Regions from separate parts of the Homo sapiens genome. Here region 2 is linked to region 1. A link is an interaction called in ENCODE POLR2A ChIA-PET data of the cell type or tissue named here. Cell type or tissue: HepG2. All regions are shown on one strand.

Region 1 (8,000 bases):
TGTCCATCAGATTTTAAACACCAGAGAAAATTCTCGAAGTGTTGATGCTTTACTTAGTTTATGCTAAGCTGCAAAAACATTGTCTTTAGAAACATATTTTTCTTGCTCTACTTCCCCTGTTTAAGGGTGTGTGTTTATTTCTCCCGGGGATGAAGGAAAACGGCTTCTCTGTTTCAGAGGGAAAAAATTAATTAGTTGCCATACATATCATTATATTATTCAAATTCAGTGCAATTTTAACTAAGTGCAAAATGTACCCAGTTCTTTTAAAACTTCTTATTTTATTGTGGTAAGGATACTTAACATGACATCTACCCTCTTAACAGTTTTTTTTTAAGTGAACAATACACTATTGTTAGCTGCAGGCACAATGTAGTACCTCAGATCTTTAGAACTTATTCATCTCACACTGTACTCCTGTTCTTAAATTAGATTTTACAAAAATTCAGAAAAGACTGAATTGTTCCAATAACTAAGTTAGAGCCAGCAAAAATGGGAAAAAAGGGACCAAACCCATACTCACCATTTGTCCTCTGGTTAGAAAGATCTTGATATACAATGCAATTTGTAAAGTAAAATTTAAACAATATAATCTAATGAAAACCATCATTTCTTTAAAACAGCTGACTAGTTATTTGGTGGAATCTAATTGGTTGTTTAAAAGAAAAATGGTGACTATTTTTAAACTTTTCCTGAAACTGCAATAGAGAATAGATGTAAGCCGCTGAGCACGTTGGCTCATGCCTGTAATCCCAGCACTTTGGGAGGTCGAGGCAGGTGGATTGCTTGAGCTCAAGAGTTCGAGACCAGCCTGGACAACATGGCAAAACCACGCCTCTACAAAAAAATAAAAAGCTGGGCATGGTGGTGTATGCCTGTGGTCTCAGCTACTCAGTAAGCTAAGGTAGGAGGATCACTTGAGCCCAGCAGGTCAAGTTTGCAGTGAGCCATGATCATGACACTGCACTCCAGCCTGGGGCAGAGTGAAGCCCCGTCTCAAGGGAAAAAAAAAAGAATAGATATAAGCCAGGTAAAGTAGAAGGTTGCAGCAACTACAAATATCTACACTAGAGAGAAGGTTTTATTTGCTAATAAATGGCAATAAATTTATAACAAAATGTAACAGTTAGTTACCCCTTTATTTTGATACTTCATGGATAGGCCTTTAGGTTGTAAGCACATTTGATTTTTATAGACAGAAATGCTGAGATGTACTTACTTTGAGGCCAAATTCAACCAATATAATCTTATGAGTTCTACACTATAGAAGGATATTAACTAAAATCATAAAGCAATTTATAACAGTGACTAATAAAAGTATTTTCATAACTGGCAGTCTTTGAGATCTAAGTTTATATGACACAGTCAGATGTGGTTCAAGTGCTTTATGACATTAAGGATTTTATCTGTTAATTTTACATCAAGATAATTGGCAAAGCAACATTAATAGCACTAACAATTGTAGGTATATAAAGTGTTTACAGTACTACAAATGGAAGAAATTGAATTAAAAATAATCAGGCAGTATTTCTTTGAAATTATGAGCTTTTTTAAATGGCAAAATTTGGTCTTTAAAACACATTTAAAAATTGTATTTACTATGTTTATGGTTGTATTTTCCGAGTATTATAAACTGCTTTGATGATGGATATCACTAAGTCCCCTGACACACATCTAAACAGCTCAAAGAGTGACTAATTCTAAGGATTCCAACTTTTTAAAGACACATAAAAAAGAAAAAAAAATGATAGTAACATTGATTTGGGGTTTCCGGGCAAGGTCTTTCAAACAGAAAACTTTGCAAATAAGAAGTCATAATAAACTTGCATTATATCATAATTGAATACATAACCATTTTCAGAAAAGAACTGAAGCAGATGAGTAAGAAATGTGCTATTGCAATTATATCTCTGGAAGAACTGGCAACTTAGTTTTCAAATTAATATTTCATGAGAAATAAGAAGTTGAAAATGTGGTCACTGCATACATGCATTAATAGTTTCTTAATGGATTAATAGATTTCTTAAATAATCCAATACATGACCCAAAAGAAAGATCCCATTACTTTTCAATATTCTAATTAAGAACAGAGGCAGATATAAGCATGAGATGACTCTTATAACAAACTTTTCCAGAATCTCCTGGGAGTTTCAAAGAATGACCTTGGTAAAACAAAGCATCCGCCATGGTTATCAATCTGTGAATACTCACCAGCCGGTCCAAGCTTGTGCCTGCAGCAGTTGTTGGTCTTTCCTCAGGATTGTAGGGCCTGAAACGTGTATTAAAATTTTCAGGAGCTGAGCGGGCAGATCTGAGGGCTGGAGCAGGTTTGGGCTGACCACATCCCTGAAAGACCTGGAAGAACCATTGAAAAGTAAAAACAGCTATACAATGAGTTTTCTCCTAAATTCATGAAGCAGAAATGTGCAATGCAATGGTGTCCACATTTCTTATGAAACTTTTACCTCCAATAAACTCTAATTTTGAAATGTAAACAAGTATAACCACTAATATAACAGAAAGAATTACCCAGACAGATACACAGTGACCAACTATAATCCCTGACTCATAGTTTCAGCATACACAGTCAATCTTATTATTGGTAGATACATATTTGCAAATTTGCTTACTCATTAAAATTTATTTGTAACCCCAGAATTAATACTCACAGCACTCTCATGGACATAGAGACACAGTGCCAAAAAATCTGAGTCATGTTCCCAGCTGAGGTTGGAGAAGACACTCTCCTTATTTCAGCTCTCAGACTGTAAACAAGTGTTCTCTTTGTGGTCTATGTAGTACAATGTTTTTCACATTTTTGTGCTTTTTCTTGTTGATTTCAATGTTTAAAATGGTCCCCAAGCATCGGGCTGAAGTACTGTCAAGCTTTCCTAACCACAAGATGTGTAATGTGTCTTATAGCAAAAATATGTATGTTAGACAAACTTCAAGCCTGAGTTATAGTGCTATGAGTTCAATGTTAATGAATCAACAATATATATTAAATAAGGTGTCTTTTCACAGAAACACACATAACACAAGGCTACATATTGATTGGTTGATGAAACTGTTGTGCCCAGTGGCTTGCAGGAGCCTAACCTTGTATTTCTCATTGCTGCAACGGTTCAGTATTTGCTAAGTCAATGTTTGCAGTGACTTTATAGAACATAACTACAATAAAGAGAATCAACTGTACTAAAAATAGGGATTGCAATAGTTACTCCACAGGATGATTTCAGGATTAAATGAATTGTATCTCACTTTTACATACTTGAATTTGGCATTCTATAAACATCCGTTTGGGATTCCTGTTATCATGACAAATTATTTCATTGTATAGCACATAAAGCCAAATAATTTCAGTAACTCCCCTTTGAGTAATGAAAATCTCTACTGGAAGAATTCTTTAAAAACACTCTCTTGAGCAGTGGTATAGAAATAGGACAAGCAAATGTGGATGAAATCCATATAATAACAGCTTCCTCTAATTTTGTTGTTGACAGCTGTTCATGTCACAATTAAGATTGCTATGGGAAATCAAACATTGTATTGTAATGATCTTAGAGACTGAGCTGCCAGTTCTTTTCCACAGTGATTTCACTCAGGGTGGTGTGGAGACACTTCCTTTGCTGTTTTTAGAAGCTTTACACTCTGTGCTGGTTATCGAGAGATAATACCTTTACTAGAACTACAGGAAATGCAGTAACATTTTCAGGAAACTTTGATGAAGTTTAACTTTATTCTATTTCTTCCATTTCTCCATAGCAGATGATTTTTCTAGATATTTTTCCTTCAGTAAACTTTTTGGGGTTATTTACATGGGCTGATCCTTAACTTGCATGTAGTATACTTGCAACGCATTCGTTCCAGTTTTGTTATTTCATTCTGTGTTGTCTAACTCTAAAACAACCATTTTTCATCACGCATATGATGTGATTCCACTGAAGTACGCAGAGAGCTCCTGAGTGCCATTCACAATGACAAATTCCGTCTTGAGACACAATTCATTTTGTTTTACCACTACAGCTAATTTTTCTTTTGTTGTATTCAAAAGTTCTCCTTCAACTCAGCATTTTGCAGAGCGGCGGTACTTTGTCTTGGCATTCCTCGAGATTGGTCTTAACACACTATTGATTATTCTTCTCTCACACAATTTCTGAAGCTGATGGTGTAAACCGATGTGATAAAGATAGTGGGCCCTTTTCTCCGTAGTGCCTAAATCACTTCCCTCTGGCAAGGTCGCTGCTGATGGAGGGCATTAACATTTCCAAAGCTCCAGGGATCTGTTGAGTGTGCTATTCTGGATTGCTTTGAAAGTGACAGCTGACTTTTAAAAAATGTAAAGCCTAAGGCGAAACAATACTAACGGCCTTGCTGAGATTTCATGAAGCCATGTACTGAAAGAGTTAATGGACTTTTTAATTCACCCTTTGGGAAAAATGTGGCTCACTGGGTTAAGTTAAATCAAAGAAACACGAATGCCCTGAAAGAATATTAGTGTTCTAGGGAGATATTTCATCATAATGGAAAAACCTCACGTTTGCTGGAATTTTTTTTTTTTTTTTTTTTGGAGGGAGTTAATTATTACAGAACATAGGTTAGTCAATATAGCCTAGTAGCTTTCTGTTATTTAGGTCAGGTTTGGATGTTGAAGATAGCTTCCATGCAGAAATCACTGGGTCTGTGACCAAAACTGAGGAAAACACTGACTTCTAATTACTTTGGAAACAACACCTGGCCACATAATCAGGTGGAGACCTACATAACAATCTGTCACAACAACCTCACATCTTGAAAGCCCCTAAACAGAGATCCTATCATACCCTTAGAAAAACAGAAGTGCCATAAAAGAAACCCTTTAGTGTGGAAGTGAGAGACAGGACTAGCTGGATTTCCTAGGCCGATTAAGAATCCTGAAGCCTAGCTGGGAAGGTGACCGGATCCACCTTTAAACACGAGGCTTGCAACTTAGCTCACACCCGATCAGGTAGTAAAGAGAGCTTAAAATGCTAATTAGGCAAAACAGGAGGTAAAGAAATAGCCAATCATCTATCGCCTAAGAGCACAGGGGGAGGGACAATGATCGGGATATAAACCCAGGCATTCCAGCCAGCAAGGGCTACCCTCTTTGGGTCCCCTCCCATTGTATGGCAGCTCTGTTTTCACTCTATTAAATCTTGCAACTGCACACTCTTCTGGTCTGTGTTTGTTACGGCTGGAGCTGAGCTTTCGCTCACCATCCACCACTGCTGTTTGCTGCCGTTGCAGACCCACTGCTGACTCCCACCCCTCCGGATCCCGCGGGTGTCCACTGTGCTCCTGATCCAGCGAGGTGCCCCTTGCCGCTCCAGATGGGGCTAAAGGCTTGCCATTGTTCCTGCACGGCTAAGTGCCTCGGTTTGTCCTAATTCAGCTAAGCACTAGTCGCTGGATTCCACGGTTCTCTTCCGTGACCCACGGCTTCTAATAGAGCTGTAACACTCACCCCATGGCCCAAGATTCCATTCCTTGGAATCTGTGAGGCCAAGAACCCCAGGTCAGAGATCAAGAGGCTTGTCGCCATCTTGGAAGCCACCCGTGGCCATCTTGGGAGCTCTGGGCGCAAGGACCCCTCCATTACAGAAGTTCCCAGCCTAGGGATCAAGAGCTATTTTTCAGAATTTTACAAAACCTAATGAGAATGGTTTACAAAGGAGTACTTTGCCGTTGTTTTTGCTTAGAAATGATAAAAAAACTTTTGTATTAGTCTTATACTGAGAATATACCTTAACATATATCCATCATATAACTTAGATGACTTACAAAGTAAAAATTAATAATTTGATGTTTAATACATGTGTCTGAATATTTGTGTCCTCCAAGAATTCATAAGTTGAAATCTAATCACAGATGTGATGGAATTAGGAGGTAGGTCCTTTGGGAGGTGATTAGGCTCTACCCTCAAGAATAGGATTAGTGCCCTTATTAAAAAAACAACAACAAATGATCCGGACAGCACCCTTGTCTCATGTGAGGACACAGTGGGAAGGTGCCATCATCTATAAAACACCATGCAGGTCCTCACCAGACATCAAATCTGCTAAAGCCTTGATCTTAGACTTCCCAGCCTCCAGAAATGTGACAAATAAATTTCTGTTTTTCATAAGCCACCCAGTTCATGGCATTGTGTTATAGCAGCCTGAGCAGACTAAGAAGCAAGCAATCTGTTATCCTGAAAAAAGTATTTTTAAAATATGAGAGTCACGAGGTGGGTGACAAAGGAAATTTTTGGGCAGAAAATTTGGACCGTCTCAATTTTCTGAGTTTGCTCTAGCAGCAGTATAGTTAGGCACAGTTTTGTGGCTCATGAAGGCCATGGCTAGGTTAGTATAAGAGACCAGTTAGCCTTTTCCTCAGTGGCTTGGGTATCCCAACATTTTACATTTTGAATAAGGGAAAAAAACAATTGAGAAATAATAATGTGATGGATAGGGCCATAGGTTCAATGAGAGTCAGTAGATCAGTTGGTTATGGCTGGAGATGGAGATTGGGATCATCAGCTTAAAGATGGTACTTAAAGCCCTGAAACTGATTGCATTTACCAAGGACAAGTATATATAGGTGGGCAGATGGATGAGGCTGAGGACAGCCTATTGCCATGCCAACATTTACAGGGTCCTCTCTGAGCCTCAGTTTGCTCGTCTGTCAAATGGGAATAACAATATTATTTACCACACAGATACACTATGATGATAAAGTACAATATGTAAGGCAGAAAAACAGAACCATGTGTCTAGAAAAGTACATACCTGATAGTTAATTTTATCATGCCATAATCTGTATTTTCCAGAAGTTTTGCTTTCTAGATAAGAAAATTTGAAGAAAAAATGTCTGGTCTGATGTTTCTTGTTCTTTTCTTTCTTTTTTTAACCTTTTAAAAATCTTTTAATTTTATTTTAGAGACGGGGTCTCACTCCGTTGCCCAGACTGGAGTGCAATGGCACAAACACAACACCCTGCAGCCTCAATCTCCTGGGCTCAGGCTATCCTCTTGCCTCAGCCTCCCGAGTAGCTGGGACCACAGGTGCATGCCAACCACACCCTGCTAATGGATGTCTCTTAAATGTTTTCCACAAAATATTATTTTAAGGGCAAATGGCTGTTATATAAATCATAGATTCCACCTATTAAAGTTAAATTAGGTAACTTCACAAGGGCTCCATCATGATAACATGTGGTCAGACTCATTGACAGGGAGGATGACATCAGTAGTGTTTCCCAAAACTATTTGACCATGGTTTCCTCATGGGGTTCTCATAAGACTGGTGTTCCAAAGAACCCACCCTGAGATATACTGTGAAGGTGGTTGTAACCTGCCAAGGAGAGACGTGATTCAGATAGAACTGCATTTACTTAGAGGTATTTGTGAAGCTGTTCCACCCTCCTCTGCTTTTAATTCCAGAGAAGAATGCTATTTTAAGACACTAAAGGGCTTCTTTTTACAACAGAACAGAAGTTTTTAGAGGTTATCGCTGCAGGATAAGCCAACTTATTGTGGTACAAATCATTCGCTCTACCCCTTTAAGAAACAGAATCGGTATTACCACCTCCTGACCGCTGCCTGCTTCTCTCCAAGGGATGTTGAAAGTGATAATTAGATAATTCGGGAAAGTATTTGGAAGCTTCAATGCAGACAGATGCTACAGATGTACAAAGCAATTCTCCTTCCACCTAGCTGACTTGCAAAACCTGTGGATTTTAGGAAGATATCTGGCTCATGAATCCTCTCTCTTAAGAGGATTACTAAGATAATGTCTCAGAAGTCTGTTGGCATTCTGAGATTAAAGAAGCTGACATTAGGATAGGAAGGGCTGAAAGGAGAAACATTTTATAATTCTGGAGGGATGGGAAGGAAGAGGAGGTGTGGTGATAACAGGTTTAAGTGCTGTGTCTTAGGTTTCTAAATACAAGTATTTTTCCTTTAAAAATATTAGGGCATCTTAACGTATTTCTCTTAAAAT
Region 2 (8,000 bases), 180 kb after region 1:
TCTTTGTTTTCATATGATGAGTTCACTGAAGGCAGGAATCATGACTTGATTATCTTTGCATCACAGGTGCCAAGCTGAGCTTAGACTTAGTGCATGATGGGCTTTTTGGAAACATTTGTTGAATGAATAAATGAGCCCAATGACCAAGATGCACACAATTCACAAAATTGAAAGGAAAAAGTAGGAAATGGGAAACTGAGAACAATTTGAATGGCATGTAAGTAATGGGATGTCAATCAAGAGTCATGTTGTAAAAATGAAGTGCTTAAAGAATACCTAAATAAACCCATGGACTTGGAAATCATGGTTTTAGGAAGGACTTTATTTTTCAAAGGAATATACGGGGCTATAAAGTCACATTTTTAAAGGTAGTAGACTCTTCTAATTGTGCTTTTACAAGATTTTAATTTTATAAATGATTCCCCCTCCCCATTTTCATTAGTGTATCTTATTTACTTCAGTAATTCAGGAAAACATTTTATAGCAGTGTTCTATTTAGTATTAGCACATCTGCTCCCAGAAAGGCTTCTATCTATAATAAGAACATTCTGTGATTTAGATTTAATCTAATATTTGTCTTACTTCACACACTGGATAAACAGGGCTCATTAGCATCAAACATGCAGAATCTTTGTTTTTCATGACTGCAAAGCTGACCTTTGAAATGTAATCTTGTGTTCCCAAGATTAGTATCCAATAAATCACAACATGCATTATAACTATCTTACCCCCTCCCCCACTCCCTTTTCAAATACAAACATATGCGTGCATGCATACAAACACACACACAGTTGCTTAAGAGCTCAAAGATTTGTGGCATTTTGGGAAGTTTTTAACTCTTGGTTTCTGAAAAATGATAAATAAGATGTTATCTCATGATGATATTTATACCATCATATCTTAGTAACCAAGACTAGGAATAGAGAGAGATATAAGATGCCTTATGCAACAAGAGATGACTATTAAAGAACAAGGTATATGAATTAAGTTTACATATCCAGTAACTTAAGTATATATGTTTGATATACCTGTTTCATAATAGGATTAAAATATATATTAACATGATTAAGAGTTAAACATTTTTTGGGGAAGTGTTTGTATTTAACAAAGTGTTTTGGTTTCTTAATTTTTTCCTTCAAATTGAATGCAAAGTGACATTTAATATGGCTCTACATTTTATAGCTCAGACTTAATTTAAGGATTTTCTAGCTCATATATTTTTGTCATTGTAGATATTTTTAAAGCATATTTCTGTAACGTTTTCAAATATTGATACTTAAATATTTACTAATAGTATTTTGTCTATGTCTCACAGTTTTTTTAAGTTTTAACATTTTGAAAAGATTTATGACATTTATAATATAACTCATATATGAGAATGGCTAAAATATTATGAAATGATTTTTTAAACTGGGTTTGAGCTATTTCAGTAAGATATTAGCAAGGGCCAATACATTATTCAAAGGCAACAGGGATTCTTTCTTTAGCTTTCTAAATAGCTAAGACAGAAGCTTAGAAACATTTTAATAATAAACCACTACAGAAGTAAACATGTTCTGCAAACAAATTAGGTCATGGTTGCATGTAAGAAGAGCGTCAAAAACACACAAAGTGAGTAAGTATGATTTCTGAAGTAAGCATTAAAATTCAACATACACTGCTTCATATAATGTTGAAGCTTTATCTGCAAAATGAGGAAGTTGGAGAGATTTTTGCAGCAATTTAAAATATGGAAATAGCTCTCTTCTGGCTGATTTATGACGTGTGCAGAGTAGTGAATGAAAGAACTAGAGTTTAGCCTGGGAATACTTTTTCCACCAAATAACATTTCAGGTTTAATCCTGCAGTGTGGTTTCATCTATTTCTCATCTCCTTTCTTACCCATGCCAAAACTGCCCTGTAACGAGTCTCAGATCAAATAGGAAAGTTGGCCAACAGGCTGGAGTTGCAGGACTGGTCATCCAACCTAATTACTAACTTTGGGCAAAGCCAAACCTAACACACCTCAGGGAGACAGTTATTTATAATACACACTTTAAAATATTGAGTAAATGTCAGAGGTTCCAAGAGTTTGAAACGCAGTCAGACTGGACCTGACTTTAGATGCAGGCAGAACAATCTGAGTATCTAATTTTCCTGCTCCATAAAATGAAGTCAAATGAGACTTCATAGAGGATTAAATGAGAAAAGCCTGCAAAGTGCCCAACACAAAACATGGCACACAGTAGTTTCCAAAAAATCAGGTGTATTCTCTATATTTTAAAAAAAATTGTGGCTTTCATTTTTATACCTCTTACAAATAGAAAACTTTTTTTTATTTATATATAATAATCCTGCAAGAAGGACCTTTCACATTATTTCTTACCCCTCCAAGCACTATTCCATTCAGACATAGTCTATCTTTTAGGGTGCCCCATAAACTAGACCAGTAGTTTTAAAATTGTTTAACGGTAGCACCAAGACTCTTTTTTCCAAATGAAATCTTATGCTGAATCCTAGTAGATAAAGATATGACTCATATCAGAACAGTTGTGCTGAAGCATGGAATGAGTGGTTGGGTAGGAGGAGCACAGTAGCCCAAGGACTCCTGTATTACTGAGTGTGAAGAATCTTGAACATGAACAATGCTGATTCAATAGAAATCCACAGACCCTGGAGAGGTGCAATGTACAGCTCTATTTTAAGATTAAGAGGAAGTACTGATGATAATCTTTAAAAAAATCAGCTGGATGACTAACCTAATAACTGGATAGTTACAAATATCTCTGTGTCTATGTTTTATTTGGGTTCACAATCATGTTGGCTTCCAGCCCTCATCTAAATTGATAACGCTTAACAGATAATATATCGTTAAGTATTGCCGTGTATCCTAATTTCAAAGATGATAATCATCCAATGTCCATTATATTCACGTTAAATTATTTTTACCAGTTATAGAAATGAAACTTTTCTTCCTAAGGGATAATTACTGCTTGAAAAACATTTTTATTGAATGACTTTTGTGTTTCGAGTTATTTAATAAACTGAGATTTGGATGTGACATTATAAAAACTGCAAAGTGCGATAGGATAATATACAAAAGTAATTATCCTTGGCTAGAGAGAAAACAATAAAGGTAGAATTAATCTGTGGGTTTTGTGTAAAACTAATGCCAACCGTCTTTATTCCTGTGCTTCTACAGGGCCCACTCTGGGAACACAAGAATGAAGATAAGCAGTCATTACAATGGAAGAAAGTGGTGTGGCAGAGGTATGGTACCCCAACAGCACATGGTGGTGTAAGCTTGCTGAAGTCAAAGGGACCTGTTGAAAGAGGTTTAGTCATGACTAGGCTCTGAAAGACTCTGCACTAGATCTGTACCCAGCGTTGATTCTCCATTAACATTTTCTAGCCTCATTTCCTTTGGGTGTTTCCCTCCCATTAATCTTTTTAATGGTCCCTCTGTGAATGTGCCTTGCCTCCTGGGTCACTCTCAGACATTTTAACAGAGATCACCCAGAGACAATGCTTGAAGCCCAGAGAACTGAACTAGTGGGAATATAATCTGTCTTTGCCGGCTGTTGGGAAAGGGAGGTAGCACTCCTTAAATCACATCCCTAGATGGCTGTCTATCTTATTTAATCAGAGAAGAACTCACTGGCTCTCCTGAACACCTGATTCATTGATTCCTCCTACACCTTTCCCCACATCTTAGTGTTTGTCTTTCCTACTAAAACACTCTCAATTTCCTCAGGCTTTATTTATAAAGTCTATATTTATATTCCAAAGCCTTTATCAGTTGTATTCAATTGTGGGGGCACAAACAATACTACGATCAATTCTGTGGTTCACAAAGCAAAACAGAATGTTTTCTCAGTTGTAAAATGCTATCAGTTGCTAAACCCACATTGATTTCATACCAGCTTTTCAGGGGAAAAAAAAAAAAGAAACCATATGTATTAAGTGTACATGATCAGTTTCTAGATGCATCCCAACTTAATCCTGATTTCAGAAACATTAACCGGAAGAAACCTGGCCTTTAAGAATAGAGGAATTAAGGTAAGTGACTAAGGCCAGGATCATACTCTCATGCTCTTAAGCTACTTGGGAGGGAAACCATGGGCAGGTGCAGGGTTTGTCCAAATGTTTTCTGCTGAATCCTAAAGGTTTTGGAAAACCTCCTCACTGGTCTCCCTGCTCCTGCCTTTGACCACCTATCACCTGTTTTCAGAACAGCACTGCGATCCTTCTACAGTCTGGTGGTGTATGTCTACTGCTTATGAGCCCTCACTCCGAGGAAATCCAGTGGTGTGCTGAAGCCAGCTCATACCAGCTCAAGAGAGCTGACAAATTTTGCAAGCTTGAGAAACGCAGCCATTCTTAAAAATTAAATTACATAAACATATAATTATATACATTATATTTAAAACATAGGTAACTCATTCTCAAAACTCATCCCTTCCTATTACGCTTTACTATATCATCTATGCTCTTGCAGCTATTTACATCTATTTTATCTATATGTAAGAAATACTATATGAGCGTTGGTACCGCTGCACTTCCCTTCCCAGCTCCACATTCAGCAACGTCCTGCTTAGTCTCAGCCCTGGTGTGACTGTTTCCACTATAGCAATTGACAAATGCTACAAATCAAAGTCAAATCTCTTCCCCTTCATTCCCCCAAGAGCTGATTGTTAAACATTTACTAGCATACTGCTGAGTAAAACAAAGTCCTTACACAGGTCTACAAGGCACTCTGAGATCTGGCTCGCTTCCCTCTACTCAAGCCACACTGGTGTCCTTGCAAGGGCAGACTCATTGCACAACTCCAGGGGGCACTGGTCACAGTGTTTTCTGTGTATGGTGCTTCTCCTGCCCACTGCCCTCAGCCAAGTTGTGTAATTTGGAGAAACGATTCTTACCTGGGTCTGGACAAAGCCAAATACAGTCCTGTCTCCAGGCTTTGCACCTGCTGTTTCTCCTGCCTGTAATGCTATTCCCCCACAACCCCTGCCCTATTGCTCCTTCACCGCCTTCAGTTGTCTGCTCAAAGGTCACCTTGTCAGTGAAGCTTTCCCTGACCACGCCATTTAAAGGAGCAAACATCCCCTACCCCTCCTTTGGCTCTCCTAGGCTCCCTTCTCTGCTTTATTTTTCTTCAGAGCACTTATCACCAACTGACATACTGCATCTTTTACTTTTTACTTCATTGTTGTCCCTTTTTTTTCTCCAGAATGTAAGCTCCAACACAGCTCAGGCTTTGTTTTGTGCATTAGATACCAACGACCTGGAATAGTGGCTTGCATATAGTAGGTGCTCAGTAATATTATTGAATAAATGAGTGAATATATGAGGATATTAACAAGAATTCTGATTTTATACATATATGCACACACATATATTGTAATTTTAAATGTATATATATATACACATACATATATGCAAGTGTACACACACACACACACACACACACACACATACATAATGTATATACAGGCCAGGAATTTGAATATCTAGATTTGAGTTATGGCTGTGATGCTGATGGACACTTCTTACTGGAGGTTTAGTCGAGGAGCCTGCTTATGCCCAGAGACACTCTCTGAAGCAGAAGTAAAGCACAGGAAGTGTTTCTTTGGCATATAGTAGGTTTCTCTTTCTGCTAGAACAACATATGGGAGCCTGACTCTGTTGAACTCCCTTAGAGACAGGAAATTTTCTCATCACTGAAGGAAATCAAGGCAGGAACTTAAACTAGTTCAAGAAAGGTGGCTATAGCTAAAGAAGGGAGAATAAACTTCAAAAAGCAATAGAAACCTTGACTAAAAGAGAAAGTATGAGTTTTCCTGAACAGGGACACAAGACATGAGAAACAAGAAAAGAATAATGCAGGGCAAATAGAAAAAGAGAAGGAGAAACGCCATATGTTCACATGAAATGATTTGGGATTGGCAAAAGTGAAGATCTGTCAATATCTAAGACTCTCCTGATCGTCTCTGTATTAGTCCATTCTCATGCTGCTATAAAGAACTTCCCGAGACTGGGTAATTTATAAAGGAATGAGGTTTAATTGATTCATAGTTCTGTACGGCTGGGGAGACCTCAGGAAACTTAAAATAATGGCAGAAGGGGAAGCAAACATATCCATTTTCATATGGCAGCAGGAGAGAGAACTGCCAAGCAAAGGGGGAAAAGCCCTTTATAAAATCATCAGATCTTGTGAGAACTCACTCACTATCACGAGAACAGCAGCATGTGGAAACTGCCCCTATGATTCCATTATCTCCCACTGGGTCCCTCCTATGACACTTGGGGATTATGAGAACTACAATTCAAGATGAGATTTGGGTGGGGACACAGACAAACCACATCAGTCACCATTCTTCTTCATATTTCTTCCATATTCAATAATTTTAATAATCTAATAATAGGCAATTTTACATTAAAATCTTCCTTTTACATGGACTTTAGAAATCATTTTGGATATGTTAAAGCAGAAACATATCTCAAACATTACAACCTTCATTTCAAAAAGTTTTCAATGTTTCCAAATTACATGTCCTCAGGAAAATAATTTTCCAAGCATGCTCCTACTCATATGCCAATAACCTCCAAATCTATATTCAGAAATCATCTTCACCTATGAAAAACCAGATGTATTTGTGTTATTCATTTGCCCCAATGAGTAATTGCAATAAATGGGAAGCTGGCCTAAAATGGGGCATCCTATAGGCAGAACTGAGAATTGACCGTTGGTCCATGGTGCCTGCTGAAGTTTAAGTGTTCTTTCCTTTCTCTACCACTTACTTTGTTCTCTTCTTGTCTGCAGGTCCTAACACTGAACCTGGCATAGAGCAAGTGTTTGGTAAATATGTTCTGAGCCAACAAATGAAGGAGTCCAATAAACAGGATGACTTGATTTGCCTTGACCACCTCTTCTTCCTCTTCCCATGATTCTTTATGAGCATGTGTGATTTAGGTAATTGTTCTCTAAGCCCTATATTGTAAATGGTAATTAAGACCAATGATAGAAGCCAAATTCCGAGTGACATTTCTTCTTCAGGAATAATAAAAGTTGGTTATAACATCTACCCTTGATGTTATTCACCTACTCAAATAATTGCCTGGGATTTCCATTTGTTAATGACATAGAATTATTATTCAGGATACAACACCTTTGGAATTATAATTAAGCCCTGGGTTTCTCTGACCAAGCCACACTATGTGTCTGGTGCTAAAAGCAGAGTCAGTGAGGTGGAGTCCATAATGAGTGATTTTCCTGTGCATTATAAATCATTTAGGGGAAGAAAGCAGTCTTATTATTAGGCAGAATGCTTGTGCAGCTATGTTGGATACCAAGTAAGGAACAATGATTGTTATGGAATTAACAAGATATTAACGTCGCTGCTCCTTAGTGCACTGCAAGGGTAATTGAAATACTCCAATGCTCAAGTAATCTCATGGGCTTCAGAAACATAGTACTGTATTTGGGGGGGAAAAGAACCCCAAACTCTGTTATGTCTCATTTTCATTAAAATAATAATAATAATAAGAGATCAACTCATTATGACAGTGCCTTGAAGGTTGACAAAGAAGTTGATGTTAACATGCTCACCTAACCTGGGCAGCAGCTTGTTAGAACAACTGCTTTTGAAAACCATTACTCCTTTTAATTGCTGTCATCTTCACTCAAATATCCTTGAAGGCAGTGTCTAGGCAACTGTAGCCACAGAATCATCATCAGGGAAGATGGAAATAGGAAAGACCATGAGTTCATTCTCCATCGTAGAATACAAACGTAAGCGCTAATGTGAACACTTGCTTATTCAAGGCATACTTGTTTCAATGCTTAAAATGGAAAGTTATCTTCTGGGAAATGATCAATTATTGTAAGGAGGCAGGATAATATGACAGGAAAGAAACCAAGGGCTTTGGACAGCCATACATGGTCATATTTATTAACCATAAAAGCCTGCCCACCTTTTATGCATGTGAATTCTAAGCTCAATGTGTTCAGGGGCTCA

The links. Peaks named below come from ENCODE experiments on the same cell type or tissue, not always from the same donor. Only the 100,000 strongest peaks of a DNase experiment are listed, where the experiment ranks them.
Region 2: POLR2A ChIA-PET joins it to region 1 with 13 read pairs; 1 of 35 experiments calls an interaction of 5 or more read pairs at or near these places.

What each region holds. Positions count from the first base shown.
Region 1 is chr13:94,300,335-94,308,334 of GRCh38, reverse strand. It overlaps GPC6 (glypican 6), which reads right to left. Exons shown (of 9, transcript NM_005708.5): 6 at 2,212-2,355. Among named protein-coding and RNA genes, the nearest start is that of GPC6-AS1, 120 kb to the right of the region's middle. In HepG2, no CTCF peak of the experiment used is centred here; DNase peaks (open chromatin) are centred at 3,114 and 4,574.
Region 2 is chr13:94,116,454-94,124,453 of GRCh38, reverse strand. All of the region lies in intron 4 of GPC6 (glypican 6), which reads right to left. Among named protein-coding and RNA genes, the nearest start is that of GPC6-AS1, 68 kb to the left of the region's middle. In HepG2, a CTCF peak has its summit at 4,816 (motif pointing right); a DNase peak (open chromatin) is centred at 4,723; H3K4me3 peaks cover 342 bases.